Regions from separate parts of the Homo sapiens genome. Here region 2 is linked to region 1. Evidence: read pairs that join two places in POLR2A ChIA-PET (ENCODE). Cell type or tissue: A673. All regions are shown on one strand. Links, peaks and the distances in the headings refer to the core of each region. The heading gives the core; the rest is flanking DNA.

Region 1 (15,529 bases), core at 6,143-10,142:
ATCACCCTGTGGTCCCTTCCTCTTTAAAGAAGAGCGCATTGGTATTCCAGGCTCTTCGGTTGAATTCAGTTTCTGCTGTCTTCAGTCACATGACTCTGCCCCTCCCTGGGGAACACATGGGAAGGGATGTGGTAGACGGGGCTGGGAGGACCTCTAAGTGATTTCTGTTCCAAGATGGATGTGTTTCTTTGTGGTACACTTCATACTACCTTTCAACATTTCTTTCAGACAAAGGGCCAGTGACCAGCATTCTCCCGTCTCAGGTAAACAGTTCTCCAGTTATAAACCACCTTCTTTTAGGAAAGAAGATGAAAATGACTAACAGAGCTGCCAAGAATGCTGTCATCCACATCCCTGGTCACACAGGAGGGAAAATATCTCCTGTCCCCTACGAAGACCTTAAGACGAAGCTCAACTCCCCGTGGCGAACTCACATCCGAGTCCACAAAAAGAACATGCCAAGGACCAAGAGTCATCCGGGCTGTGGGGACACCGTAGGGCTGATAGATGAGCAGAACGAGGCCAGCAAGACCAATGGGCTGGGGGCAGCAGAGGCATTCCCCTCTGGTTGTACAGCGACAGCTGGGAGAGAAGGCAGCAGCCCTGAAGGCAGTACCAGGAGGACGATCGAGGGGCAGTCTCCGGAGCCGGTGTTCGGAGATGCTGATGTGGATGTGTCTGCAGTTCAGGCGAAGTTGGGAGCCCTGGAACTGAACCAGAGGGATGCTGCAGCTGAAACTGAGCTCAGGGTGCACCCACCCTGCCAGCGGCACTGCCCAGAGCCGCCGAGTGCACCCGAAGAAAACAAAGCCACCAGCAAAGCTCCCCAAGGCAGCAACTCAAAAACCCCCATCTTTAGCCCTTTTCCCAGCGTCAAGCCCCTGCGGAAATCTGCTACTGCCAGGAACTTGGGATTATATGGCCCTACAGAAAGAACCCCAACTGTGCACTTTCCTCAAATGAGTAGGAGCTTCAGCAAACCCGGCGGTGGAAACAGTGGCACTAAAAAACGATGATGTCTCCCCGAAACTTTGTATCTGGACTCACCTTTTCACAGTAGTATAAGGGTTGCAGCTGAATGGCTCTAAAAGAGTTTTATTTGTCCAGTGAAAATGAATAGGTTCAGGGATGAGCAACAGCCCATAAAAAATGGGAACTGGAAGTTTTATAATAGGAGTTAGAACAGGGCTGTTTTCCCAGCTACTTGCTAACTGACGAAGTGGATTCTTGTGGCAAAATAAATATTGTGGTTTTATAGTGTGAAGTTTTCCCAATTTTTCATTGTGAGCTGTTTAAAAAAGACTATATCTAGATTGTTAACTCTCGTCCATCCTTCTGTTCTGGGGGCCTTCAGAGTCCCTGTGACAGCACCCCCAAACCTTCCAGTTCTCTGGGTGTTACTAATACTCAAGCATGCACATACCAGCTTGCTAGGACAGAAACTGTAAAAAGAAAGTAAGTTTCTTCGTTACAAAAAACTTCCTGATTTTCCTTTTCATGCTTTACGGAGGGGATTGTGTCGTGTGAGATTTCCCACAGTACCAGTTTCAAATTTTTTTTTTATTCTTATGCTAAATCATAGGAGAAAAATCTAGATAGCCTTTCTTTAACTGTCTATTTCTACCTGCAAAATGAAGAAAACCTTTCATCTGTTGAAATTTCAATCGATAACCCAGCTGAAGATCTTATGCACAGGACACACTTGGCATATGCTTTACGCAGTTGCTCCGGACAGCTTGCTCGCGCCACTGAGCTTTTCCTGAGGTTTGTGTTCGCCTCTCAAGGAGAGCTTTGATCCTCAGTGGTACGGATGACTTGATGGGCTCCATGCGGAGCCTGGCCTGCATCCCCCACCACACAGCTCACTCACCCACCAGCTCTAGACTGCAGACGCACAAGGCCTCTGCTCAGAAGCCAGAACACAGCACCTGTGACTCTGTTACTTGAATTTTGTGCTTTTTGATTGGAGTCCTTTGTTGAGTACTTTGTTAATTGAACACTGCCTTTCTCTGGAGAAGGCCCCAGTGCTTTCTAGCTCCCTCTCACTCCTGCCCTTTCTAGCTCTCTCTCACCCAGCGGGTCAGGGATAGCACCTCTTGTCTCCACTATGCAGATGGGAACTCTGAGCCACACAGAGGTGAAGTAGCACTTCAGTTACTCAAGGTCAGTACTCTCGGTATTCCAAGTGACTTAGCCACATTTCCTTCAGTGCAATAGGTGGGTTTAATGCTCTTTGTACACAGATGTATTGGCTACATAGCGTGTAAAAACCAAGACTGGGAAGCCATTCACTAAAATCCCTCCTGACTCAAAGGACCTGTCTCCAGATGGTACAGAGTCCCTTGATGGCATTTTACAAAACCAGCTCTGACTTCCTTATCCTGAACAGGGAGTTTATTTTAAAAATGCTTCATGCACCTGTTATTTGGCTGAACAGAAGGCTCACTCCTCAATCCCCTTCTCCTCGCCATCATTAGAGGAATAGACTCAGCCTTCATGTTTGTCTCTGGAAGACGATTGGCGATACTTGCAGGAATATTGTTGATGCAGCCAATATTAATTTGAGCTAATGGATTGTTAATTCTGAAACGAAAACTGTAACTGTAGAGCAGGCTTTTACTATGAGAGGTACTACTTTTTATAATAGAGAATGTGGTTGTGTGGGCTTTTTTTGAACAGAAAACACAACAATGACCTATACCGTGAGAAAAGCCATTTTATCTTCTTCGTGGTATTTTTACCCCCAAAGGAACTGAAGATGGAAAATATGACTAATAAGTTATTGCAGTTTTGGTCTTGAATTCTGTGCCATCTGAAGTTAGCATCCAGCTTCTTAAAAAGCAGCCACGCCTACAGCCTGTTTTTTGGGAAGGCTGTAGGTGGAGAGATGGGCTTATTTTGCATACCACCCTCAGGGCCCAGAGACCCACTGCATTTTCCAAAGTTAAGCAAATGACACCATTTTCTTCCATCAGCTAAACTTTACAGATAATAGTGTTTCCACCTCATATCCTTTTCTTTGCCCCTTCTCAAATGAGTCAGAATAGTCATGTTCCCCTTGAGGGATGTCTGACTTGAATGGAGAATTGTTCTTTCCTCTCTTGAATCAGCTCACTAGCTCCCTGATGGTCTGGGTTCAAGGAAATGGTTAATGAGGTAGAGGCCACTTATACAAGTCCTTGGGATTGTACCATTGCTGTCCACAAACTTAGTATCAACAACACATGCTGTGCCCTGTGAACACTCTCCTCTCACCTATTTCCAGGGTTGGTCTTCCTGAGAAGGGGATGGATGAGGTAACACACAGTTTGGGATACGTATCTGTTGAATGAATGAATAAGTGAAAGGATAATAGTCCTCTGAGGTAAAAATGGCCTTGTCAGAATTTTGAAAATCCAACAGATTCCTATTAAAGCACTCTGTGTACCAATAACATGCATGCATTGTACCAAGTAATCACAATGTGAATTGGTCAATTTATGAGCCTTGCCTACTTTAGAAAATAAAGAAACCTGCAGTAGCCTCTACCACACAGCATGTACAAAGACCAGTATGGACTTGCTATCTTCCCTATGTATTGGACACTGTATGCAAACACCAGAAGTACTTAACAAGTAGTGGTTTCTTGATTTTTAGATATGTCTGTAGCCTCTTAGCCCTTTTGCCGGGAATCAACTCATTCTGATGCCTCTGCACCTCAGTTCCTCTTACAAAAGCCTCCAGATGATCTAAATCTAGTTAGCAATGTCAGCCTGTGGACTGCAGCTGTTTGGGACATTGTATTCCTTTGTTTGTCTCTTGTTGTTCTGAAGGATTGTATTGATCACAAAGCTATATGCATAAAGATTCTCATTGTTGTAACTGTTCTGCCATTTTCTGAGTGCAAGCATGGAACACTGTTGTGACAGTCCCTTCTCCCTTCTTCCTTCTTCCTTCACCCCCAACCCCAGACCCCCCTTGGTCACATGAACCAGGGAAACAGCCCAATAAGCTCTATCTCCCCCAGTCTAATCGCTGGGTTGCAGGGTGGCCTGTGACCTGCCCAGCATTTGCAGACTCGCTGGTTCCTGAATATGAGTAAGCACAGAGTTTACCTAGAGAGTTTACCTAAAATTAACCTTTAGATCTACTATTTATTTTTGTCTTAATAAAATGAACAATAAATATAGTTTAGCTGCATGGCATTAAGGATTCTGTATGAATAGATGTATAGTTGCTGCCATCTCCCCATATAAAAACTCTCTTTACATCGTTTCTGAGCCACTTTCTTTGCTGTCTGCAGCATTTAAAATATATTATTTTTCCTAATTAGAAAAGTCACAGGTTTTAGAAAATTGGGAAAACAAAAAGAGCATAAAGAATCATCAATACTCTGATATAGATATAGATCTTTCCAGTACGTTTGTGTATGTGTGTACACGCCATTATCTACAAAAAAGTTATGTTGAACATGGTAGTTTAAGCTGTCTTTCTGGTAAATGCTCTTATACAATATGATTTTTAGTGACTAATATTCCCTAATGTGTTCATGCCAGAATTCACATAACCAGTACCTTGTCAAATAGGAGGTTTCTGATTAGATAGTAGTAGAGACAGTATCCTGTTACATGTATGTACATAGCCCGAATTATTTTCTTAGGATATGCGTATAGAAGTGGAGTTGAAGGGTCAGGAAATATGTCCATTTTTAAGATACATATATCTCCAAATTGCCATTCTTAAAGGTTGGAGTTATACAAGTAGTGAATGAGAATGCCTGCTTCTCTACATCCTGGAAGAGGCAGCAGTCTCTTTCCTTTTTTTTCCTTTCTATGACTTCTAGTGTGGAAGTGCCAACAGAAGTGTTTTAGAAGCAGTGATAATGAACACTCATAACACCCATACCTCATTCCTGACTTTTAAAAGAAGCATTAAGTAAGATGTTGAGGTTTCTGGTAGGTGCCTATTATTAGGTTAAGAAAATTCCCTTTTATTCTTTGCTTGCTAAGAGTTTTCTTCATCAACAGGTATTGAATTTCATAAAAAGAACTTTAATTGTATCTTTTGAGAAGGGAATAGTACTTGAGACTTGGTATCCTGAACTCAAAGAAATAGCCATTACTAGGTTTTGTCAAAGAATACCAGATATTTTAGAGTTGGAAGTTATGCAGTAAAAGCTTTATGTGCAAATGTTCATTGAAGTATTAAATGTACTAATGGAAACCTGAAAACAATATAAACATCTGGGAATAGGGGAGATGTTTGGATGAATTATGATTCATCCCCAGGATGGAAATGTGAAGGCCGGTGAGTATTTGGACCATTGAAGTGGGAGTTATCTGTTATCCACATCAGGCAGCTCAGAGTAAAGTCAGCAAGTCTACAGTCATAGAGCCACCAGGATACAGTGATGGATGGGAGGCCTTTGCTGGACAGTGGCTGAAGGCAGAACTGTTGGAGTGGTTCTTCCACAAAGGCAGCCAGTGCTCACCTGAATGGGGACTGGTACTGTAGGTATTGGGTCAGCTTTCATGCCGTTCCCTGCTGGCCATCTCCCAATGCTGAATGTCTGACTCAGTTCAGGCTGCTGTAACAAAGTACCATAGACTGAGGTGGCTTAAACACAGACATTTCTTTCTCACAGTTCTGGAGGCTGAGAAGTCAAAGATCAACGTGTCTGCAAATTTGGTATCTGGTGAGGAAGGGCCCTCTTCCTGGTTTGCAGATGGCTACCTTCTCACTGTGTCCTCACACAATGGAGAAAGGGAGTATGTTTTGGTCTCTTCCTCTTCTGATAAGGGCACTAACCTCATCATGAGGGTCCCATCCTCCTGGTGTCATCTAAACCTAATTACCTCCCAATGGCCCCGCCTTCAAATACCATCACGTTGAAGGTTGCTTCCTTCCTGGTCGTTTGCTCTGGTGAGACCAAATGACCTGCAAAGTGTCACTTGATTCCATTCTCTCCATCCCTTCCATCCCAGGCAATCTTTATCTAGCTACACCAACCTGTGCCCCAGGGGCTTCAAGAGTTGTTGTTGTTTTAACATTAAAAAACCAGAAAGTTCACTTGTTTCTTAGTGTTTACATCCTTGCTATAACAATTCTAGTTTTCCTTTAGGCAATGCTGATCACTGGGAAGGAGGTGGATCAATTCTCCTATGGGACCAACAGTTTTCTGGGAAGAAACTTCCTGATACCTCAGCCTAGGAATCTCCCTATCCCTGGAGAGTCCAGGAATCTATATTAAAACATGAAACAAAGCAAAAAATAAAAAAAAACCTCCTTAGTAATTGTTTTCTTTTTGAGACAGGGTCTCACTCTGTTGTCGAGGCTGGGGTGCAGTGGCACAATCTTGGCTCACTGCAGCCTCCGCCTCCCATGTTCAAGTGATTCTCCTGCCTCAGTCTCCCAAGTAGCTGGGACTACCAAGTGTGCACCACTATTCCCGGCTAATTTTTCTATTTTTAGTAGAGATGGGGTTTCATCATGTCCACCAGGCTGGTCTTGAACTCCTGGCCTCAAGCAATCCGCCCACCTTGGCCTCCCAAAGTGCTAGGATTACAGATGTGAGCCACTGTGCCTGGCCTTCCTTAGTAATTTGAACGTTGAACTAAGTTTAGCAACCACTGAACAAGTTAACTATAGCCATATATCACCTGATGACGGGGGTAACGATGGGGAAATTGTTAGGTAATTTCAACATTGTGCGAATATCACGGAGTGTGCTCACACAAACCTAGATGGTATAGCCTACTACACACCTGGGCTATATGGTGTAGCCTATTGCTCCTAGGCTACAAACCTGTATAGCAAGTTACTGTGCCGAACACTGCAGTCAGTTGTAACACAATGGTAATTGTGTATCTAAACATATTAGAAAAGGTACAGTAAAAATACAGTATTACAATCACACAGGACCACCATAGCACATGAGGTCCATCGTTGACTGAAACGTGGTGTGGCACATGACTGTATTGTAATGGTCTCCTAACTGGTCTCACTGCCATCCATTTTGGACCCTCCCCCTGCCCACCCCACCTCTCTGCTGCTTGGCTATACACTGCTGCCAGAATGATCTTTCTAAAATGAAAAACTAATTGGGCCATCCCTCTGGTCAAAATCTTTCTTCAATTTCTGGAGGGTAAAAGCTAAAATCCTTATCTTAGCATGATTTGACCCATGGTTAATTTTCCGTCTTATTTTCCCACAGCTTCCCCATTCATTACCTCGTGCAACCTATCCTCACCAGCACCATAATATCAACCATTGGTGGAGCTCCTTGAGCTCAGCACTATACTAGCTCCTTTGTGCTATCTCACTTATTCCTCCCAAGAGCTCTGTGAAGCTTACTGGCACTGTATTACAGATGATGAAGGTGAAGTGAGCAGTTACATCCTTGGCCAGTTGGAAGGAGGTGGATGAATTCCCCTATGTGATCAACAGTTTTCTGGGAGGAAACTTCCTGATACCTCAACCTAGGAATCTCTCTATCCCTGGAGAGTCCAGAAATCTATATTAAAATGTGAAACAAAGCAAAAAAACAAACAAACCTCCCTTAGTAATTTTTTTTTGTTTTTGAGACAGGGTCTTGCTCTGTCGCCCAGGCTGGAGTGCAGTAGCGCAATCTCAGCTCACTGCAACCTGCTCACTGCAACCTATTTAGCTGGCAAATAACATCTGGATCTATCTGACACCAGAGCCTGAGCTTTTCCTTTGCTACACTGTCTTATAACTTTGCCCATAACTCCAAGTTCCCTGAAGGCCCCCCACTCCGCTAATGCCCTCATACTGCTGTGTATTCATAAATCCTTGCTTCGAGCACCCTCCTTGCTTCAGTCTGCCTGGCAGATACCTACCTATCCTTTTGGTCTCATCGCACACATTAATGAGGTAAAATCCAATCTATGCCACTATATGATTTGGGGCAAGTTACTTAACATCTGAGACCTTCAATTTCCACATCTGTACAATGAGAATAATTTCAATCTCATAGGGTTTGTTGTGGACAATTGCCGTCTTTGCTGCCCAGAATTTACTATGCTTTGGCAACATTGCCTTAATTTTGCTTGGGGAGCCAGCCCTCCTCCACCTCTGCCCATGTACTTCCGGTGACAGTGATGGCCCTGGAGGGAGCACAGGGCCTGAGCTCAGACACTCAGCACTCTTCCTCCTCCTCACCATGGTGTCTGACCCATGGATGAGCCACAGGAAAAGAAGCTCAATTCCTAGGCTCTTGTTTTGAACTCTCACGTAAGCAGACTCACTCATTTCTACTGGATTTGGTCCTAAGTTGCTAAAGTTTGGGGAAAATTGGGTTACATATAGCTTATGTGATTAACTCCATAAATGAATATGCAACAGAATTTAACCTGGAAGGAAAAAGCCCAGGAGTTGTTGCTGGCAGCTCTCTTGTAACCATGAGGGGAGAGCTTGTTGGAGAAGAGTTAACACTCAGCAAGCAGAGCTGAGAAACAGAGAGAAAGCAGGCTGCTTTCAGGGCCTGTGAGCTCTGGATCAGGCCACGCCCAAAGCCAATTTGTCTCAGCTTATTTACTATATCAGCTAACATTCCAATTTTGGGGTTTAGCCAGTTTGGTCAGATTTTCTACCACTCATGTTGAAAAACTCTTAACTGAAACAGAGGTGTTGTGAAGATTACAGATTATAAGGGCAAAATGGTGGCTGTATCAGTGAACAGTAGTCAGGATTATTTTTTACTTTCCAGTGACTCAAACCTCTCCTAAACTGCTCTCTCAGTTTTGGCTCCGTCTTCCCATGATAATAATAGGTGGTGTAGAGAGGTGACAGAGTCAAGGAACATGGTTCTTGTTTTCTGAAGATGGTTCTTTCCTCAAGCCCTTTGAGTCTTCTTTGGTCTTATATTCTCATCACAGAAGGAGAGGTGATTGTCTTTCCCCAGTTTTGTCTACCATTCCGGTTCCATCTGCATTCCCGGAGGAGTCCTGTTGAGGGCAGAGTGACTGTGAGCAAAACAAGAAGAGCTGTGTCACCAAGTTCCATAAAATCTGGGAGCCCAAGCAGCATATTTGTGGGATTTGTCTGACAGAACGCAATGGAAACAGAGCGTGGCATTCGCTCCATCTCCCCCAGGTGAGCGGCAGCTTTCTCACGGGGGGTCGGGGGCGGGGGGGGGGGGGGGCTCTAGGGCATCTCTAATGGCGTCTGCGGGGAAGCAGCAGGGCTGGGTGAGAAAGTGGGTCTCACGGGACCTGCAGTGTTCAGCAGAGCCGTGGGAGTGCCTGCTGGGAGCATACTTGTTTGGGAACACATGAGAGGCACCCCCTGAAGATTTCAAGAAAACCGGATAGCATTAGGAGATATACCTAATATAAATGACGAGTTAATGGGTGCAGCACACCAACATGGCACATGTATACATATGTAACAAACCTGCACGTTGTGCACATGTACCCTAGAACTTAAAGTATAATAAAAAAAAATATATATATATACATATAAAAAGAAAACCTTGCCCAGTTAAGGGGATGGGAGGACTTTATAGGCCCTGTTTCAAAATATGTCTGTGAGAACGGTGTTGAGTCATTGTTGCTGCAGGGACCCTATCTGGACCAAGAAGTTGCTAAGGTCTGGGGAAGGTTGAGCTACATATAACGTATGTGATGAACTCCACAAATGTCTATGCAACAGAATTTAACAGATGGTGAAAAGTGTAAAGATTTTTGTTGCATGTATAGCTATGGAGCAGAATTTCTAGTACATTTGTCAAGTGTGAAACAAATTACAGAATCATGATATTATTTAATAAAAAGTGGTTATATCACAATAATAAACATTACTAATGGCAATCCTAGGCATCATGTAGCTCAATGATTTTCAAAGGTTTTTAAGGAGCAGAACATTATAAAATTATTGTTTAGACTTGTACTTTAAGTAGATAATATTTGCACAAGGTGAAAATTTAACATGTACGAAAAAGCACATAGGAAAACTAGGTCTCCCTCCACCCCTTGTCCCCTATCCACTCAAAGCTTCTACCCACAGGAAACCGATGTTACTCCTTTCTTTTGTATCCTTTCAGAGATGTTTTATGCATATTCAAGCACATTCTCACACACACACTTTCGTAAGCAGTAACACAATAACCTTCTGAACTTTCCTTTTTCACTATGTACCATGGAGATTGTTCCAGAACAGTGCAAGTAGAGCCACCTCGTTCTTTTTTACTGCTGCATAGATTTCCATTTCAGGTCTGTGCACAATACATTTATTCTCTAATCTATTATTAGATTATTTGTTTGCTTCCAATTTCATATCTATGGAATATGCATATCCTTGTACATATGATGTAATATTGCTAATAAGGAAGTTAGCTAAAGAATAAATTCTAAGACATGGAATTACTTGTCAACAATGCACATTTAAAATTTTGATACATGTTGCCAAATTGCTCTCCACAGATGTTCCATAAGTTTCTGCTTCCATCAGCAATGTAAGGAAGTGCCCAATTCCTCCTACCCCCACATTACTGAGAATCTTATCAAATTTTTTGATCTTTTCTGATTGGGTGAGTACTTAATGTATGTTTGAAAAATATGCATAAGGTTGACATATATTTAAAAGTTATTTATATGTCCTTTGTTCATAGGCTTTGCTCATTCTTGCTGTTTTTTTTCTTACTGGTTTTTTTTTTTTTTTTTTTGAGATGGAGTCTCACTCTGTTGCCCAGGCTGGAGTGCAGTGGTGCGATCTCGGCTCACTGCAAGCTCCGCCTCCCGGGTTCATGCCATTCTCCTGCCTCAGCCTCCCGTGTAGCTGGGACTACAGGTGCCCGCCACCACGCCTGGCTAATTTTTGTATTTTTTTTTTAGTAGAGATGGGGGTTTCACCATGTTAGCCAGGATGGTCTTGATCTCCTGACCTCGTGATCAGCCTGCCTCGGCCTCCCAGAGTGCTGGGATTAGAGGCATGAGCCACCACACCCAGCCTTTTTCTTACTGATTTGTGAGTTTTTTATGCGTTAAGAAAAACATCCTTGTCTGTAATCTGTGTCACAATATTTTTCTCATTTTGTCAATTATCTTTTGACTTTGTTCATGCTGATTTACTGACATGTATATAGATTTAAGGTCATTTTTATTTGGTCATATCTATTAATCTTTTCTATTATAGCTTCTGGGTTTTGTGTGATGTTTGGAAAGGCTCTCTCTACTTCTTTGTGGTTAAAGTTCTTTAATTTTTTCCTTCTACTAGTTTTATGGTTTCATTTTTTATGTTTAAATCTGACTCATTTGGAATTTACTTTTGTGTAAGTTGGGAACTAAGGTTCCATCTTAACATTTATTTTTTCCAAATAGTTACCTAGTGGTGCCGGCACCATTTATTAATCTTTCCCCTATTGATTAAAAATGCCACCTTTATAATCACATACTAAATCCCTGTATGTTTTAGGGTGAATATCTGGACTTTTGGAGTACAACTGAACCACTACCCTCATTCAGGTGGGGGCAGAGAGGCCAGAGCTCTGCACACTGGTTTCCTCTCTGGTTGCCAGCATTACCCCTGAAGTTGCTTTGGGGGAGATCTTGGGGTTCTGGGGAACAGAGTTTGGAAACTACCAGTCTGGACCACTCTTTTTTTTCACTGATGAAAATCTGTAGCTCGGTGTAATTAAGTGACTTAAAATAACATTCTGACATTGGCAAGTTGCCATATGTTCCCAATCCCCTAACCCCCACCATGTGCATGGAGTATATCATTGGTGTAGGAGGCTCACTGATATGAGAATCACAGGAGAGCCCACAGCTGCTGTTAGGGACTGCTATAGTGTCAGAAGGCCTCATCCATGTATTTGGGGGAAAGAATGTTCCAGAAAGAGGAAACAGCAAGTACAAAGTTTCTGAGCTACATATGTAGAGAGATATAGGTATAGGTATAGAAATAGTATAGATAATTTAGAAAGACAGAGATAGAGACAGACCTAGAGATTAGAATGTGCTTCAGCTAAGAATAGGACCATTTTTACTTAGCATGCTGTTCATAGTAATAAGTTGCTGTTATAATTTTCACAGCCAAAAATCCATACATGATGTTATTTGTATTGTTTATGTTGTTTTATATATTATTTTTATTTATGCTTATATTTTCACAGCCCTCCTAAATTGAGTGGAATGATTGCAAAGTGTTTCCAATAAATGAGGATACTCCACCCCTTACCCTCCAAAAGTCTTCTCTTCAATTTGGGTTTGGTGCCAGCAATTTAGTCTTGACTGATACAATAACATTTCAAATTTCTAGAAATAGTTGGGGGAGGGGAAGACTAGCCTGTGTTGTAGAGCTTTGAAGAGATAAAAATAGCTTTGCACCTGATGCCTCTCCCTGAGAAAGTAGTCAGCCCCAGAGAGTCCCAGTTCCACCTTCTTTTGAAATTATCTTAGAGGTAACCAATGGATCCCCTCCAGGAGGGACTGTCCATCCCCACCAGGTGCAGAGAATGAACCACTCCTTAAGTTTGCCTGGTAAATGGTTTGGAGTGTCACTGCTAGACATGGTGGCTGTGATGTCACTACTGTGTGTATCTTGAAAGGTCAATAAAGAATGAGTAAAACATTTGAAGAGGTTCTTATTCAACAACAATATTTGTTTAAAGGCTTGCCAAAAACACAAAACAAAGCCTTAAACCCCAAACCTTTAATAGTATAAAAATAACAAGGCTTAAGTCATAAACATTGGATTTCCAGAATTTAAAAAGATAATTTTTGAAAAAGGAATTACATCAAGAAAATTTTTTTTGAATTGACTGTCTTCTAAAACAAATTAAAAAAACAAAAACAAGAAAAGCAATTAAAAAAAACAGTTGCTAATGTTCAATCCGGAGAAATGGATGGATTCCAGTATTTTATTCACAAACAAGCTTCATCCAAATGGCAGAACAACAGGGGTCTGGCTTCTGCATGGCTCAGGCCTGAGTTTCTGAACCGGAGGGTATATGGTGAGGTTGGGATTAAGGGTTTTCCTGCCTCATTTAATTAGGGCCTAGTCACAGTTGCACCAGCAGTTGTTTTCACATCCAATTCTGTTGGCCTTATAGTCTGGGAAAATTCTCCCAACTCCAACAATGAACTGACTTGGAACTTGAGACTCTGCGGTGCTGATATTGACATCAGAAAATCTGGACACTGCTCCAGGGTTCTTTCATAAAGTCCGAGAGGTCATACTATTTTCATAGCAACATCAGGGCGTGATTTGCCTTTTTCACTCCCATTTTCTCACAAGTATACAAGGAGGTTTTCAGAGGCTGCATAATGTGTGATATCACAACAGCTTGAATGCAGGAGCAGATAGGAGAACCCAGCTGTCTTCTATTAAACCACATAGGAAAGAGATTTGCAAAAATGTAAAGCAATACTGCTCTTTCACCAAATATTTTTGTTTTGGAAAATGTGGTTATTTTTCATAGAATCTTATTTATGATAATGGATTTATTGTATTTTTAAAAGAATTAAAATATTTTGACTTTACTTATAATACACTAAATAAAAGATATCATGTATAAGCTCTTTAGGGTCCTCATAATTTTTGAGAGCTTATGTTAAGTTTAAATCTTGTCTAAAGAGGTTTAGAGACCATAAATTTTGAGAATTATGAGTCTATGGGATAGTGAAGGAAGATAAACACAAAATAACAATTAATATTTATTGAGTGCTTCCTGTTTGACAGGCACTGTGCTAAGAGCCTTACATGGATTGCCTCCTTTAATTCTCATAACCACCCCTCAGAGTAAATACCAGTGTTTCTTCTTTTATTTTTAAGAGACAGGGTCTCACTTTTCCACGCAGGCTGAAGTGCAGTGGCACAATCATAGCTCGGTGTAATCTTGAACTCCTGGGCTCAAGTGATCCTCCTGCCTTGGCCTCCCAAAATGCTGGGACTACAGGCGCGTGCCACCACGCCTGGCTTTAGTGTTCCTTCTTCTGCAATAGATGAGGAAACTGGAGCTTGGAGAGGATGTTACTTTCTCAAGGTCATAGAGCCAGAGAGTGGCAGAGGATGAAATTGAACCTGGGTGTGTGGCTGTAGCTCCCTTATTCTTAACCACTTGGTGACGGTCCTTCTAAAAGCCTGTCCCCCCAACCCCCAAACCACTGCACTAATGTGATGTAATGGAAGATTGTGATCTGGGAGGCAACGGGAGAGGATATTGTACTACAGACACTCAGAAAATCTTTCTCTCTCAGAGTCAGGGTTGGACTGGAACAACTGCTGGCCTCTCATGGTGTGTGCACACCACATGGGCAACTAGATCCTAAAATACAGTGACCCACACTGGTGTCCCTCCTCTTTTAAGTTGCTTTGGGAACAAAAGGGCCATGATTATTAAAAAGTCATAGTTTTGCAGGAAATGGAAGCCAAGACCCATTAACAGGGGTACAGCTAATGGGCATGGTGTATGAAAGAGGCAAGGGCCGCTTGGCATTGTTTTTCACTCTTAGATAAAGCCGGAAAGGACGTCAGAACAATGGCATGTTTTAGCCTAAAGAGAAAAAAAAGTATGTTTCTAATCTGAGGGAAAAATGATGGTGTGTTAAAGAATATGAATTAGTGGATGCTAAAGAGGTCTGTTATTACTCACAAGGGCTAATATTCACACAGAATTGAATTTGACTAGGCTGGCAGAAAAACTTCCAAATATTCCTTTCTGTCCAATGCAGGGATCAGGCATTATCGCCCCAAGGCAGATTTGCCTTAATTGGGCATACATTTGCGAACATTAGCATAATGCCTTTCCATTTCTTCTATTATCTTAACAAATTGCTTTACATTGGCTCTCCTATTGCCTTATCTTTCTTGCCAATAGCACTTGATGGCCCAGTGAAAGGCACTTGGACTTCCCTAAAGATATGCAAACTTCATTAGCCTTGGTTCTTTAAAGGTGTTAGGCTACGCTTTCAAGTCAAAAGTCTGGGATAGTGTCAAGGGATAGGGTGGACTGTCAGAGTAAGAGACACCATGGGTTTGCTGCTTGGCTTCCTTAGTTAACACACTGTGTTTTGCCATGTGAAGGGAGAACTGACAAGGTATTTGGGAACTGAAAAATCGTAGTTACAACTGAGTTCACAAAACTCTGAGCTGGAGTTGGACATGACATTACGGCTTCTCCTGGTAGACGACCTGTGTTCCTCAAGGTCTCCCAAAGGCATGACTAACCACTCTCCTCGGTGTTATCCCGATTCTCCAGTGAGCCATGACCTCATATTATTGACACTAAGAGCAATGTTCTCAGGCCAGGATGGGATTCTGGAGCTTCACAGACCAGTAAAGTCACATTCCTTCCCTCACGGAGTTTAAAGTCCCGCAGGGAAGGACAGTTGGGTGAACGAAAGGCAAACACCAAATGGTAAATGCACACTTGGGAGCTTCCTCTTCTTTGAGATAAGAAGGAAGGCTGAAGAAACAGGAATGTTGAGAAGCTGGTGTGGGGAAGTACAGCAGGTAGAGGTGGGAGAGAGTGACGGAATCTCTACTCCATTTGAACAGGAGATGGGAGTTTGGGCTGTAAGTGAAGGAG
Region 2 (15,529 bases), core at 6,645-10,644, 200 kb after region 1:
AAAACATTAAAAACAGCCACAATAGTTAATCTGTTTTTGTTTGTTTGTTTTTTGAGACAGAGTCTTGCTCTGTTGCCCAGGCTGGAGTGCAGTGGCGCAATCTCAGCTCACTGCAACCTCTGCCTCCCAGGTTCAAGCAATTCTCCTGCCTCAGCCTCCTGAGTAGCTGGGATTACAGGCATGTACCACCACGCCCTGCTAATTTTTGTATTTTTAGTAGAGACAGGGTTTCACCATGTTGCCGGGGTCTGTCTCGAACTTCTGACCTCAAGTCATCTGCCTGCCTTGGCCTCCCAAAGTGCTGGGATTACAGGCTTTAGCTACTATGCCTGCCCAGTAATTTTTTAACTTAAATGATATTAATTGCTGTCTTTTTAAAAGATTGAGAAAAAAAATTCTCTTAGGGAAATAGGTGATGTCAAACCAGTCATTGACTAGAATCCATCTCAGCTATTTTAATCATTCTTTAATACTCCTAATTCTAAATTCTGAAGTGAGTCTTTTGATCAGAATTTGGAGAGTTGTAATGAAGTCCCAAATTCCATGATCTTGCTGTTAACATTTATTTTTTACTCTCATTCCCTTTGAAAGGTTTATATTTAATGTCTCGATTTAATTGTGGAGAGAAAAGCCAAAAGATGCAAAAACCACCATCACAATAAGACAACAAGCCATAAACCTTTACATTGTGAACACTTTCATTTACCCACTAAGTCTAGTTGAGAAAATGATTCCTGCTACTCAAATGGCCATGAATACTGAAAGTAATGATGCATAATCTCACTATAGAGCTTTAATGCTTAATGGATTCCCACTGGATTATTAAAAGGGTTTGTGAAGGCCAGGCACGGTGGCTCACACCTGTAATCCCAGCACTTTGGGAGGCTGAGGTGGGCGGATCACTTGAGGTTAGGAGTTCGAGACCAGTCTGGCCAACATGGCGAAACCCCGTCTCTACTAAAAATACAAAACTTAGCTGGGCATGGTCGTGGGTGCTTGTAGTCCCAGCTACTTGGGAGGCTGAGGCAGGAGAATTGCTTGAACCCAGGAGGTGGAGGCTGCAGTGAGCCAAGATAGCACCATTGCACTCCAGCCTGGGCAACAGAGCAAGACTCCATCTCAAAAAAAAAAAAAAAAAAAAGTGAAAGAGAGGCATTACTAGAGATGCTATAGACATTTAAGCAAGAAAAGGGATCAATGTTACACCAATAAATTCAATGACTTTGATAAAATGAACTCCTTGAGAAACACAAATGAACAAATCTGACAAGAAATAGAAAGTTTGAATAGCCTTATGTCTGTTAAGGAAATTATATTCAAAATTGTAAAACCCTCCCACAAAAAAAATTCCAGGGTCAAATGGCTTCCCTGGTGAATTCTCACAAACATTAAGGAAGAAATAATGCCAACATTACAGAAATTTATAAGCATTGGAGATTGTTATTATTATCATCAATATTGTTTTCATAAGTCTCCTCCCTCAGTTATCAGCTTCCAGCTTGAACCTGGGAGGCAGAGGTTGTCATGAGCTGAGAACATGCCACTGCACTCCAGACTGGGTGACAGAGTGAGACTCTGTCTCAAAAAAAAAAAAAAAAAGCGGAAGGAGAGTTGTGATGGTAACAATATGTTCTTGCTTAGAAATAAAGAACAATCAATAAATAGCACCAATGCTAACATGAGAGTTAGGCAAGTTGAGTGGTTCTGCAGTTACCTGTAGAGACATCCAGAATTACATTAATTTAATGTAATGAATTAAATTAATTAATTAACTTTTTGCATTCTATCCATTCAGTTCCACACCCAGAACTACATTAATTCAATGTAATTAATTATATTAATTTTTGCATTCTATCTATTAATTAAAGAAATTACATTAACATGGGCTAGAAGGAGGTTGCAAAAGAATATGACCCTACAAGCAATATAAAATTTATTTTACAACATGAAAGATATTAAGAGATACATGGTAGACATTCAAACAATTTGCTGCTTTAAATCACAGTATCACATGCAGCAGGCATTAAGGACTTCACATGAGGATAATAATGCCAAGGGGTAGTCTCAGATGCTGTGGGAACTTGTCCATACTTGAAGTTAATTGAGAAACACTTCCTGGTTTCACTAAGCCAAAAGGATAACCTTCATGGACCAAATTCCCACTGCATCCCCTCCTGTGAGTTGTGGTCAAGTTTCCAAAAGACCACTGTGAACAGTTCCCTAGGTGGGTAACAACATTGTTTAAGTTAATTTATAAAATTGATTCACTAGGATGGCCCTGAGAATAAAGGGTCATAAGGCAGGTAATTCTTACCCTGTTTAAGGGAAGGCAGAGGTTTATAAGAAGTCTGATGAAAGGAGTGTTGTCAGGAAAGGTAATTCAATTTGGAATGAATTCCTTTGAAAGAGAGAACAGTATTTCTGTCCCTGCAGGAAAACCAATGACTATTAAAAGTGGATTTGTTTTCATGAATCCAGGTGTTTTAAATGACTTCTACCACCTGCACTTCCCTCTACATTTTACTAGATAATATGTATCATTTAACATACTGTTCTAAAACGTATTTTATTTGGCACTATGAAAGGATTTAGTGATAGATGCCCTTATAATGAATAACATTTGAATTATTTCTATTACTAAGTACAGTAACAACAATCACACAATAAACTTGGGTGTAATGCACACCATGTGCCAAAACATTCTAAAGACTTAACAGTACATATAATGATGGAAAAGAAATGAATGGATAGAATGCAAAAAACTTTGAAATTAAAAGGTCAAATACCATATAAGTTATCATTTGCTACCCCATAATTATATCTTTGAGCTTTGTCACATTATAAATTAAATATACCTTTCTATGTGTGATATATTTAAAAATTACATTTGTAAAACTACAATAATTTTAACAAATATAATTTAATTTAAAAAATAAACTTTTAGTTAATAAGAAAAACTAGACACCAAGATTAAAACAATGATTGTGTAGAATTGATGGTGATTTTTTTTCTTTTCTCTCTTTTTCAGATTTTCTATATGTGAATTTATATCTTTTCATGAAATAAGTGCATTTATGTATTTTTTTTAAAAAGCATTAATCATGTACCCTCCTTTCAGTTCCGTGGCTGATGATTCTTTTTCCATAATTCTCTGATCATAGATAAAATATTCTTCTTGAACATCTATTTAACGTGGCTGTGTTTAAACAACAATTTTATTTAAATCTCTTCCATGTCTCCTTGAAAGTGCAGCAATTTGCATAAAATAGCTTCTGAACGCCTCTTCCAAAAAGTTTTGATGATGTTCAAAGAATATGGAACTGAAAAAATTCCATTCGGAGGCCAGAAACATAACTTCACAGAGCCTTCAGGTATGACCACAGAAGGTAGACTGAGAAGCATGGAATCTGTTATACTTAGCATCAGAGAGTTGATAATGAGCAGTGGCACGACTGCTTCACATGATGCAGCTAGGCTTAATAGATTTCTCTGGACACCCAATACTCTGATCTAATCAATAACACACTTTACACAAAAGTGTCCCTTTTATTTCTTTGAGAATCAGTAAACATTTGTCTTATTCTAATAAGACTGTTCATAAGGCAGGAACTGGTTTCTTTCTTGGATCTTATCAGCAAAAGGCAGTTACCAGAGTAAATCGTTTTCTTTCTTGCTGAAGATGATAACTAATGGTGCATGAATCTCTGAAACATGTAATTTCCTGGATACTTGGTACATTTCTTTAAAAAAGATTTTGTCTGTGGTTTTCATTGCCTCTTTAAAAATTCTAACTTCACACTGGGAAGTTTTAAGATAAAAAAAAAAGAAAAGAAAAAAGAAAAATTTTAACTTGAAAACCATTTAGAAATTGACTAACCTTTTATCTCTGATGTTGACACTAACTTCTTTCAAAGTTTTACTTTGCCATTGTAAAGAAATCTAAAACCATCAATACTGTGAAAATATTTCCACAAATATAGTATTATGAACTACAGAGTAAATATATCCTTCATTTAACCTAAGGGCTTAAATTAAAAGCCACAAGAAATGGCTGATGAACAATATATTTACGCCATACTCTAACTTCTAGACAGGACTTTCTGTTTTTACTTTATTTATAATAAATATTCTTAGACCCAAATCTCCCCATTGGAAAAACTTATTTGAGAGCAAATAAAATCTAAATTCTATGCCAAAGAGAACAGAGAACTAGCTTTAAAGTTTGGGAACAATTTCCACAAATTGTAGATTTATTATTTAGATAAAAGGAACTCAGAGCATGAACAGTAATAGAGAAATGGTATACTGGAGAGTCTAAAACCTCTATTAGGAAAAAGTACATTTTGTTCCATTAAATGACACTAGAGGAAACTCAGGTAAAGGCAAACAGAGTAATTATTTGGGAAACACATGAAAAGGTTGCTTTGTATTCAAACAAAGAATGGGTCTATTCAGGAGAATAATTCACTGGCATGGTTTGCCATGCAGTAAATTTTCTTTTCATGGAGAAGCATAAAAGACACCCAAATATTATCAAGAGAGGAGTGCTGGAGGTCATTTAACTTGCTTCCAATGGACTTGGCTGAATATTAGGATTGTTCCTTCCAGATGAGATGAAGACATCATTTAAACAGCAAAATGGGACAACTCATAAGGCCTTTGTTCTGGCACTCCTTTTAGGGTAGACATAGAGAAAGGAAGCAGAGAATTGCATTAACCCCTTATTGAGAGGAATGAAGAGAATCCAGTATTTCTCTTCTACCTTTGAAGTTCTGTGTTTATGGTGTGTACTTAATCTAATAAGCACAATAATTGTAGGAGCCTCTGAGTTAAGAATCAAAGATCTTTCAGAAAACCAAGGACTTCAAACCTCTTTTAACCCATATATCATGATGCTGACCTAAGTGCTCATGGAAGAACATTAAAACAATAAAGTTATCATCTTTGTTCTAAAGAAGGTTTCAGGCATTTATAGATACAAAACACACAAAAGCTGTAAGGTTTGAAAATTTTCAAATAATTTTTGTTGAATGTTTATTATACTGCAGTTACTGTTTATTTAATTCTCACAACAGCCTATTATTGTTACAGCATACAAGTGAATTCAGATTCGCAGATTCACTGTGAATTCAGATTAGCAGATTCACTGGGTATGAGAGGTACTAAAGAGATGTAAAATAGATCGTACGCTGTAAGTGAAGGGCCAGAAAAAATCTAAAATAAGCAAGAAAGGAAAATAGTTCAATGTTAAAGACCCAAACAAAACGAATAAGCATGCCCAATGATTAAAATAATCTGAATATCTAGAGCAAAAATTGCCAGATCTCACATTCTTCCTCAGAATTCTTCTTGTTACCTCTGCAAAATTTCATCCTTCAAACTCAAAGCTCATTATCTTTGGACTCTGTGACACTCTTCTGATTCTCATATCACTTCTTGATTTTCCTGCATTTCCTCATTAACTCTCAGCTCATAATCATATAAAATCACTAAGACTCTTTTTATATTGTCATGAAGCTCAGGTATTTTCACAGATTGAACCATTTCCCTGTAGACAGCAATGCTCAACATGAACCATTCACATCCTTCTTCCAAAGCACAGACTCTTCTTGCCATCTGCGTCATGCCCATGCTCATGTGCATGGAGCCTGGTTCATTATCTTCCAAAATCAGCTTCCCCCACTTGATTTCTCTTTTCTTTTCTTTCCTTTCCTTTCCTCTTTTCCTTTTCCCTTTCCCTTTCCTTTCCTTTCCTTTCCTTTCCTTTCCTTTCCTCTCCTCTTTTCTCTTTTCTTTTCTTTTCTTTTCTTTTCTTTTATTTGCACCTCACTCTTGCCCAGGCTGGGATGCAGTAGCACGATCATGGCTCACTGTAGCCTCAACCTCCTGGGCTCAAGCCATCCTCCCATCTCACCCCTCCAAGTAGCTGGAATTACAGGCATGAGCCACTGTGCCTAGCCACACTTAATTTCTTTTTAGCTGCCAATGGTCTTGTTATTGTTTCAATTAACAAAGATACTGAAGCTCAGGGTTATTGCTGTTTCTTACCTCTATCTCATGTCCCCACAGAAAGACACCAAAATCTTATCCTTTCTTCTTTTATATCTTATGATTCTGTACCTTCCTTTCATCCTCACCACTTCCACCTGAATCCAGCATTTATTTCCTCATATTGGCATTTTTATAACATTCTTTGAAATATTCTTTTTGCCCTTCTCTTTAAAAGTGGCCAATACATCAAATGAAACCACCACTTTTGCCATGTTACAATCCTTTCCTGTCCCTGCTTATGGATGGGATAAGGCCTTCGGCCTGTTAGGTGTCTCCACAGCCTGGTTCCTTTATCTTTTTATCTCTCACTACTCCCCAACAGGCATCATCTTCTGGAGCTCACTGGCCCGAGGTGATACCATAGCCATGCCTATATTCCAGTGATTTAACCTCTACTGACCTTCAATAGGACTTAAACCAGCTTGGCCCTTAAACATCTACCACTATGTATTATTATTTAACTTTTCATATGTTTATATCTTGTATTCTCATCTAAATGTTGGATTCCTGTGGCTAAGAATGGGACTACATATTTTTTCCAATGGTCTACTGGAGACTCACTCAGCATTGTGCACAGCAAGGCATTTGAAAAATATCTGCTGAATAAGTGAATGAATGACCTACTGAGAGGCATCCAGAAGTGTAAACCCGGTGCGTTCCAGAACACATTGTTGTGGTAAAATGGCATTAGCCTCTGATTCTAGTGACAGGCAGCAGCTTTTCTGTTTGGCAATTGCTAAGTTACTTTTATGGGCCAAAAACTTCTCTCTTACTCTTCTGTGTGGTCAGTCATTGCAGCCCACAATTGAGAATACAGAGCACTTTTGAAAAAAAGAACAATCAAACACTGACATTTGTTATCTACCCGATCTGTGTGTAGTTTATAACTGTTTTATGCTTGTTCTGGCACAAACCTTTGGCAATGAGGCTCCCAGAAAGAATGAAAGGAGATAATGTAAATGAGGTCCTGTTCTGACACAAGACTTTGCCCAAGGCTCTTCTGGTTTATATTTCCCTCTTGGGTTCCAGTCACTTTGCCTTCTATAAATTACAGGATGTAATTGTGCTATCACTGCGAAACTGTGAAACACAGATTGAGTATCCCTTATCCAAAATGCTTGGGACCAGAAGTGTTTTGGATTTTAGATTTTTTTTCAAATTTTGGAATATTTGAATATATATAATAAGATATCTTGGGGATGGGACCCAAGTCTAAACACAAAATTCATCCATATTTCATATATACCTTATAGGCTGAAGGTAGTTGTATATAATATTTTAAATAATTTTGCAATTAGTCACATGAAGTCAGGTGTGGAATTTTCCACTTGTGGTGTCATGTTGGCCATTAAAAGTTTCAGATTTTGGAGCATTTCAGATTTTGGATTAGGAATGCTCAACCTATATCAACAATGACTATTTTTCCCTGCCTGCTTTTGAAACTAGCTCTTAGAAGAACTTGTTTCAAAAGGAAAAGGGAAAGCACCTTCTCATGCAGCGTAGCTATTTATTTTACTGATCATGGCTTAAACAGGCGATAGAAGAAACATTGCCTAAAGAGAAAATCTCAATTAGCCAACTTCTTCTGTTCTAGTCATTGTTTTTATACACACTAGACTAGATCACAGCCAGTGGGCTGGACTGAGGGAGTGAGGTTATTGGAATATAATGGTGATATTAAAACTTGAAGTTCAAATAAACACATCCAGGACTATGAGAGTTTTGTAAATTAAAACTGGCAGAAGATCACAGTTTGGCTTCACATGAATCTGAAATTTCTAAGACATTTTCCATTTTTTCCTCCTAGAGTTTGGAATCACCACTGTTCATGCAAACCAGAAACAGACCTGGCTATCTGACAAATCATTGGCTAGTCACTCTCTTTCAAGATGTCTAAAGATAGAGAAGCAACAGAGGGCTATATTGCTATTTTGTATTAAATAAAACCAACAGTTAAGGTTTTTTACTTTTATTTTTTGAGGAAGGGGTGACAGAAAAGTAGAAAAGCAAAGCATTGGGAAATGGAAAACACTTTGTTCAGCTCATCTAAAAATTGAAAAAAAAAAGGTATTGGTATAAATATAGTCTTTAAACCAAATTTAGCCCTGTTCAGCACACTGCTTTCACTGGTTTGCCAAAATTTATAATGGAAAGGGTGGTGTAGGCAGCAGTGGGGCTTCTGAAAACTTCTGTTCCCCTCAAGCTTCCAGGACAAGTGCCTCCTCCTCACAGTAAGCCTGCTCCAACTCAAGCAGTAGCAAAGTCCTGGGTCGATGCCAACCTAAAAATTGGGCATGGGGAGGAAGGAAGCATTAGGCAACTATGGTGGGGTAAGATAAGGGACTGAGGAAAGAAAATGTCATTACAAGTGGTGTGGTTGACACTGTGGGGACCAGGGTCAGTCTAAACAGGAGGTGTGGAAAAAGGAACAGCATGGAGAAACTTGAGAGCACAACGACACATTTCTGTTAGATGCTAAGGCAAAATGATGATTCCAGAGCATGGAGGTGCCCAGAAAGCAGCAGTGTGTGTGCAGGTACTTGGGAGAAGAAGGGAGAGGGAGACAGTTCTGGAAAGGGAAAAGGAATCTCTTTCCTAGTGTTTCTTTCTTTTTTTTTTTTTTTCATCTCATCTCAAGGCTTACATTTGAATATTTCTTTTCTTAAAGCTTCAGAAGCAGTCATTGAGTATTCATCTGTATGAAGGGAAAAGAGAACTGTGCTAAGAGCTATTCCTTTACTAATAATTTTTTTAAACCTGAGCAATTGGCTGGGCATGGTGGCTCACACCTGTAATCCCAGCACTTTGGGAGGCTGAGGCAGTGGATCATGAGGTCAGGAGTTTGAGACCAGCCTGCCCAACATAGTGAAACCCCATCTCTACTAAAAATAATAATTAAAAAAAAAATAGCTGGGCATGGTGGTGCACACCTGTAATCCCAGCTACTCTGGAGGCTGAGGCAGGAGAACTGCTTAAACGTGGGAGGCAGAGGTTGCTGTGAGCCAAGATCGCACCACTGCACTTCAGCCTGGGTGACAGAGTGAGACTCCATCGCGGGGGAAAAAATAAAACAAAACAAAAATCCTAAGCAATTACCCTCACACCTTATGCAGTACATTTGTTCTTCATCAATATCTAATTCCCTTGTTCTCTCCTTCATGCATTTCACATGGTGGTATAGTTCAGCAAATCAAAATTTTTAGGACAGAATGATATTTACAAAGTGTACATAAAAACTTGAGTAGCACATATAAGTAACTTAAAGAGGCAAAATTAATGTTCCATTTCTTTCACAGTTCTTTAAAATGCATAGTTACCTCCAGGGTTGTATATTTACTTCATTCTATTGATAAAAAGTAAATGTCAAAATTTTAAACTTGAAATATCAGAAGATATATTCAGTGATGACTTCCAAAATATTTAAAATTAGGTCATATTTTTCTTAGTTTAGCTCTAGGTAGTTTTCTTAAATTCTTTAGTATTTTTTCATTGAATCCACATGGACAGTATCAACTTATTCTTTGATTTAAAAAAAAGGAGGAAAAAAAACACAGACTTTCCCCCTTAGCTTAATGTTTTGAAAAAATGCATTAGATACTTTCATAAAGGTTATGAGAAGAGCCTTAATTTGACATTTTTGTTCAAGTAATTGCAATTGCATATTTCAGAATACTATATTACAAGGTATCTTCTAATGAGCAGTTTGTTCTATTCCTACCTAAGAGTCAAACAGGAAAAAAAAAGTCTGTAACCTCTTGGTTACAGATTTTCAAAGTCCAAAACTAGTCTTACCAAAGAAGATTTTAAGAACAGTCATGTATTTGATAAATTTTATTTTACACTTTAGAAAAAGTCATTGCCTAAAAGATATAACATACTTTGCTCTTTTAATTTTCTTCTAAGCTCTTCTAATCATTTGCTATTTAAAAGTTGTTACTCATACATGCATTATTCATTCTGTTTAAGAAAAAGAGAAACTAAGGCAGAACTGAACATTTCCTGAGGAGCACTGATGATGACAAGCCATAATCTGAGGACTAACTAAATCTATATGGCCAACTTCAATTGTCCTCCCAATCCCCAAGAAATTCTTGTAAACATCATTAGTCTCTCCCTTCTTGTACACACAACAGTTTCATAGTTTTCCCCCAGGTATGCTGTCCCATTCCTGCTATCTTCTCTCAACTGATGTCAATATCCACAAAGAAAACAGAGATTACTATATACGAATCCTCTCAACATCCCCCCCATCTATCTACAAATAGTCTAATATCCAATCCTGGTTCCTTTCCATATCCTCTGAGACTGGCCCCATCATTTATGCCATCTGTGCACATGTAAGTATACTAATGTGATGAAAAGATTAAAAACTCTGTCTCTACCATCATTATGCTTTTAAAAGAGTCTATAACCATGGCCTCAGTTTTCTTGCCCATCAGTCTTTACTACGGTATGGTTTTTGCCCTAGTCACTATTAAAATTTCTCATAAAAGGTTACTGATGATTTCCAAGTTGCTAAGTCCAATGAGCCCTTTCCCATCTCTATCTCTCCTGTCTTCTATGAAATTTTTTAATGACAAGTAACTTCTCCTTCTCTTCTTTTTTGATGTATACATAGCAACTCTCTCTGAGTTTTCCTTCTCCTTCTCCAATCACTTTCTCTAGTCACCTTCACATGCTCTTCTCTCTATAATTGCACCTCAAAAAAAAAGTTCTGAATGTGGGTCTATGCGTCCTTAGAGAATGCATAGCTTCGATGTTCATATGCATATGAATATTTTTCTGGGGGGGAGCAGATTCTAGCTTTCATCACATTGTCAAAAGAATCTATGACTCAAAAAAGTTAAGAACCATTGTCTTAAATGTTGATGTTCCCAGGAAACAACTACTAGTCTGCTCTTCTGGCTTATGCTCTCATTTTGGGGGCATCTTATCTATTTCCATGACTTCAAATTACACCTACATTTCATTAGCCTCCAAGATTTTTATCTCCAGTTTTCACCCTTCTCCTAATCTCTAGATTCATATTGACAACTGTCAACTAGATTTCTCCCTTTGGACTTAACATTGGAAAGATAATGGACAAACTCATTATCTTCCCAATGAGGCTGTTCATTTGTATTCCTTAGGAAAGCATAATATACCTATTACCCAAGACATAAACTTGGCAGTTTTTCTTAGACTCCAAACTTCTTTCTTACCAACTACCTCCACAAATTCTCATTGATTTCTCAGCTTTATTCCTGTCTTTTCCTTCCCAATATTATGACCAAAATTCAGACATTTCTCCCTCATGCTCCTAACCTACCTCCCTGGTAACTCATGCGCTCCAGATTTATTCCCTCAATCGGCACCATCATCCAATTTTTCTTCTTAAATGCCAACTGGAATATATCACTGCTCCTACTTAACACCCTTAATGGTTTCTTATTACAATGAAGACTTTGGCTAGCTACAACTTTCTCTCTAGCTCTGCCCACCAGCCTCTTCTCCCACATCCTGCCTCACAGGTCTTTGATCTGGCCATATCAAGCTTCAAGTTAACTTAGCCACCAGCCTCTGTCATGAATCTTATTTCATACTCTATGCCTGGAGTATCCACTCCCTGCACTTGCCCACCAAGCAGACTTTGACTTACCTCTCCAAGCTTGGATGAAATGTCATCTCTTCAGTTAAACTGCCCTTGCTACAGATGCTTCTTTCCTGTCCCCTTCCTCATCTTTATACTATTGTACTTACGGTAAAAATCTATTTTCTTGTCTCTTCCCCCTGGCCCCTACCCCAATTAAACTCTCCTCATTGGAAGGGATTTTTTCTCTTCTTATTTGAATCTGCAGTGACTAATCTATTTTTTGTGGCTGAAAAACTGTTTCTAAAAAATGAATGCAAACTTTAAGTTAGTATAGTCTAAAAAAATAGGTAACTCACCTTTTACCATGTCCATTTAAGGTATGAAATTTCTGACTTTCAATGAAACAGAAGTTCAAGTATACTTGCAAAGCCTTGGCTGAGAGAGGTAGACATTTGGGTCCCAGTCAACAGTCAGCGGGAGATGGGAAAAGGGGCCAACAAGGGAGACTAAGCTGGTCCAGAGCTGGCTCTTGAAGGGAGAGAGCCAACAGTCCAAATAACAATGGCCACGAGGCTGGGGAGAATGTGGGTGAAGTCTGGGCTAGAGTGAGACCTGCTTGGCTTGAATTCTAACTCTACTATTTACTAGCTGGCCTTGGGTACAGGCTTAGCCTTACATTCATTCAACATATATGTATGGAGTGTGCCAGGCATAAGGCATTGTGTGTGCCTGAGATGCCAAGCTGAGTCAAAACAGACCTAGTATTTGTCCTTATGGAGCTTGCAGGCTGGAAGGGAGCTGATCATTAATCAAGTAAGTAAAAAATCGAGACTGTGATAAAGGGCTTCAGAGAAGTACATGGGGTTCTTTGAGAATGTGTGCTTTGGCTTAACTTGGGGGTCAGGAACAGCTTGCTTGAGAAAGGATGGCAGAACTGAGATCTGCTCAGTGAGCAGAGGTTAAACAGGTGAAGGAGGGGCAGCTTTTTAAGCAGAGGAAAGATCAGTTGCGTAAGCTCTGGGAGGACTCTGGCAAGCTTGAGGAACCCAAGGAAGCCAGTGTCTACTTTGCAGTGCTGTTGTGAGGATCAAATAATGCATGTAAAGTAGGTGAAAATGTTGGCACATTGTAAGCATTCAACAAATGCTAGTTACTATACACAGGATCAATATAAAGTCCTTTATTGGTGCAGTGTGGTAGCAGGAGTCCCTTGACAGTGGCAGTACCCATAGAAAAAAGCAGCTTGGAGATTCCTGGGTGATGGGAGCTGGAGGGGTGTGATCAACAGAGGGTCTCTGTAATGCATTGTGGGTATAGGGAGTAAGGTTCAGAATGAAAGCAGGGGCTGTGAAAATAGTCCAAAACAACCTTCCTTTTCTAGTTCAAGTTAGCACATATAGGCAAAATTGGAATTATCTTATTTCTTTAACTTTAAAATGTCTTATCAAACTATTAATTTGCAGGAAATTTAAAGGATAGCGGAATAAGTTAAACTACACCACAAAGATGTAATCAGTAAAATCCAGACTATAGAAAACTCTACAGGGCAAAAACCTAGTTTCTTTAATAAAAATTTTAAGGAATGAAAAAAAGAAAGACATAGAGAGGAAATCCCATGTATTTCCTAGTATTATGCAAGACAAGTATTTTATATATTATATATATATATTCCATATATAATATATATTATACATTATATATATTATTCCCAGTATTATACAAGGAAATCTCCATGTATTTCCCAGTATTATACAAGGCAAAACAACAGAAGAAGTCTTATTCCCTATCTTTGAGAATCTCTGATAATAATACTATTTGCCTGAACTTAGCTAATAAGAGTATCTGCTTCTGTTTAAATTAAATTCAATATTGTATCCTATATAACCAATTTCCTGTATTACAGTTTGAATAAAAAGAAATCACAGACTAGGTAAAATGGTATTGTGATTAAATTCTACTGTGTTTATATTTCCAAAAGCAAGTTTGATTTTCATAGGTCTTGCCTTTTACCCCAGGAATCCATTTCAATGAATAGCTCTGATCAAAGGTTTAAAAGTAAATTAATTCTAATTAATTAAGAACAAAATCTTTTCCAAATTGAGATACACACAGAAGAGCAAATCATTATATCTGGCTGATCTTTCTGTGTTCATGCCTTCTTTTATTCATTCACCCAGTAAATATTTACTGAGTAGTTTCCATGTGCCAGGTTCTGCTCTAGGCACTAGGGATGCAGCAGTCAGCAAAAGAAGTAAAAACTCTTGGCCCTCATGGAGCCTACTTCTGATATGAGAAAGAGGAGGAGACACATAATTTTTAAAGAAATATTTAAATGAACATATATCAAGTAATGACAGGCACTATGTGGAAGACTTCAGTGGAGAAAGATGGTAGAGAATAAAATGTGGAACATATGTACCATGGAATACTATGCAGCCATAAAAAAGAATGAGTTCATGTCCTTTGCAGGGACATGGATGAAGTTGGAAACCATCATTCTCAGCAAACTAACACAGGAACAGGAAACCAAACACCACATGTTCTCACTTATAAGTGGGAGTTGAACAGCAAGAACACACGGACACAGGGAGGGGAACATCACACACCGGGGCTTGTCAGGGGGTGGGGGGCTAGGGGAAGGATAGCATTAGAGAAACATAATGTAGATGACGGGTTGATGGGTGCAGCAAACCACCATGGCATGTGTATACCTATGTAACAAGCCTGCAAGTTCTCCACATGTATCCCAGAACATACATATATATATGTGTATATATATATGTATATATATACACATGTATATGTGTGTGTGTGTATATATATGTGTGTATATATATGTGTGTATATATATATATATGCATGGTATGCGATTGCTGTTTCTGAGAGGACAGACTCGGAAGACTGCTGGGCTGGGATGTTTTACTAGAGACTGGAATAAAGTGAGAGAGCAAGCTATGCAGATATCTGGGGGAAGAGCAGAGGGAATGCTTAGTGCCAAGTCCTTCAGGTGGCAGTGTACCTGGCACATTCATAAAAATAGCGAAGAGGCCAGTGTGGCTGTATCAGAGTGGATGGGTACCATGGTTATGAGCATGCAGCTCATGGGGAAGCAATGCCTTAACCCAAGGAAAGCTGTCTGGAGATCCCAGAGGAGGAACCCGAGACAGAGCCCATAATAACAAGATCAGTTTTAAACATCCTCTGGGGCCAGAGGAAACTCTGTAGGTGACATCAACTCCTGTCTGCCTCTTACCTCTGATCTCTCTTGTCCATGACCCCTCTCCTGGAGGAGCTAGACCCTACTGAGAAGGGTCAACCATGTTGCAACCAACCAAGCTGCAGCTAAGGGAAAGGAGAATATTAACTTTAAATAAGGATCATAATTTTAACTACCACACAGAAGAGGAGATTTTAATTACTGGCATGAGAATAATCTTAGCACTAAAGTAATCAGAGAACATTTTATTATGTCAGGTTGACTACAGAAATCTCAGGATCTGCCTGAGCATCCATCCAAAGACCTAAAGAGAAAGTAGCCTAGTGGTAGGTTTGCAGGGGCTGCTGTGAGAAAGAGTAAAGATCGCTCTGTGTGATTACACATGATGGCATTTTGCTTCTTTGGTGCAATAATTCATGTAAGGATGTTAAGAGTAAAAGAGCGGCAGCAGATTTGCCATTTGTAACGTTAGCCAAACTCATAGTCTGTTTTTTTTGTTTGTTTTTTGCCTGCTTAACACATGCCAGAATATTAGGACACACCTGAGCCCTCCTTCATTACTTTTTACTTATATTAAGTTATACCTTAGCTTTTTAATTTCTAAAAATTGTTTTCTCCAAATTTTGAGTACTTGTAATTCCTGTTCCTAGATGTATACCTATTTAATGGTAATCACTCTCTTCTGAAAG

Evidence for each region. Peaks named below come from ENCODE experiments on the same cell type or tissue, not always from the same donor. Only the 100,000 strongest peaks of a DNase experiment are listed, where the experiment ranks them.
Region 2: POLR2A ChIA-PET joins it to region 1 with 13 read pairs; 2 of 35 experiments call an interaction of 5 or more read pairs at or near these places.

What each region holds. Positions count from the first base shown.
Region 1 is chr12:64,874,773-64,890,301 of GRCh38, forward strand. TBC1D30 (TBC1 domain family member 30) reads left to right here. Exons shown (of 12, transcript NM_015279.2): 12 at 229-6,261. The coding sequence ends at 1,016. LINC02389 (long intergenic non-protein coding RNA 2389) reads left to right here and starts at 9,002. Exons shown (of 3, transcript NR_033988.1): 1 at 9,002-9,093. RefSeq lists enhancers at 14,081-14,723, 14,724-15,365. In A673, for the core only: a CTCF peak has its summit at 8,953; no DNase peak of the experiment used is centred there.
Region 2 is chr12:65,078,044-65,093,572 of GRCh38, forward strand. The region is part of intron 2 of WIF1 (Wnt inhibitory factor 1); the gene reads right to left. Among named protein-coding and RNA genes, the nearest start is that of WIF1, 35 kb to the right of the region's middle. In A673, for the core only: no CTCF peak of the experiment used is centred there; no DNase peak of the experiment used is centred there; H3K27me3 peaks cover 2,469 bases.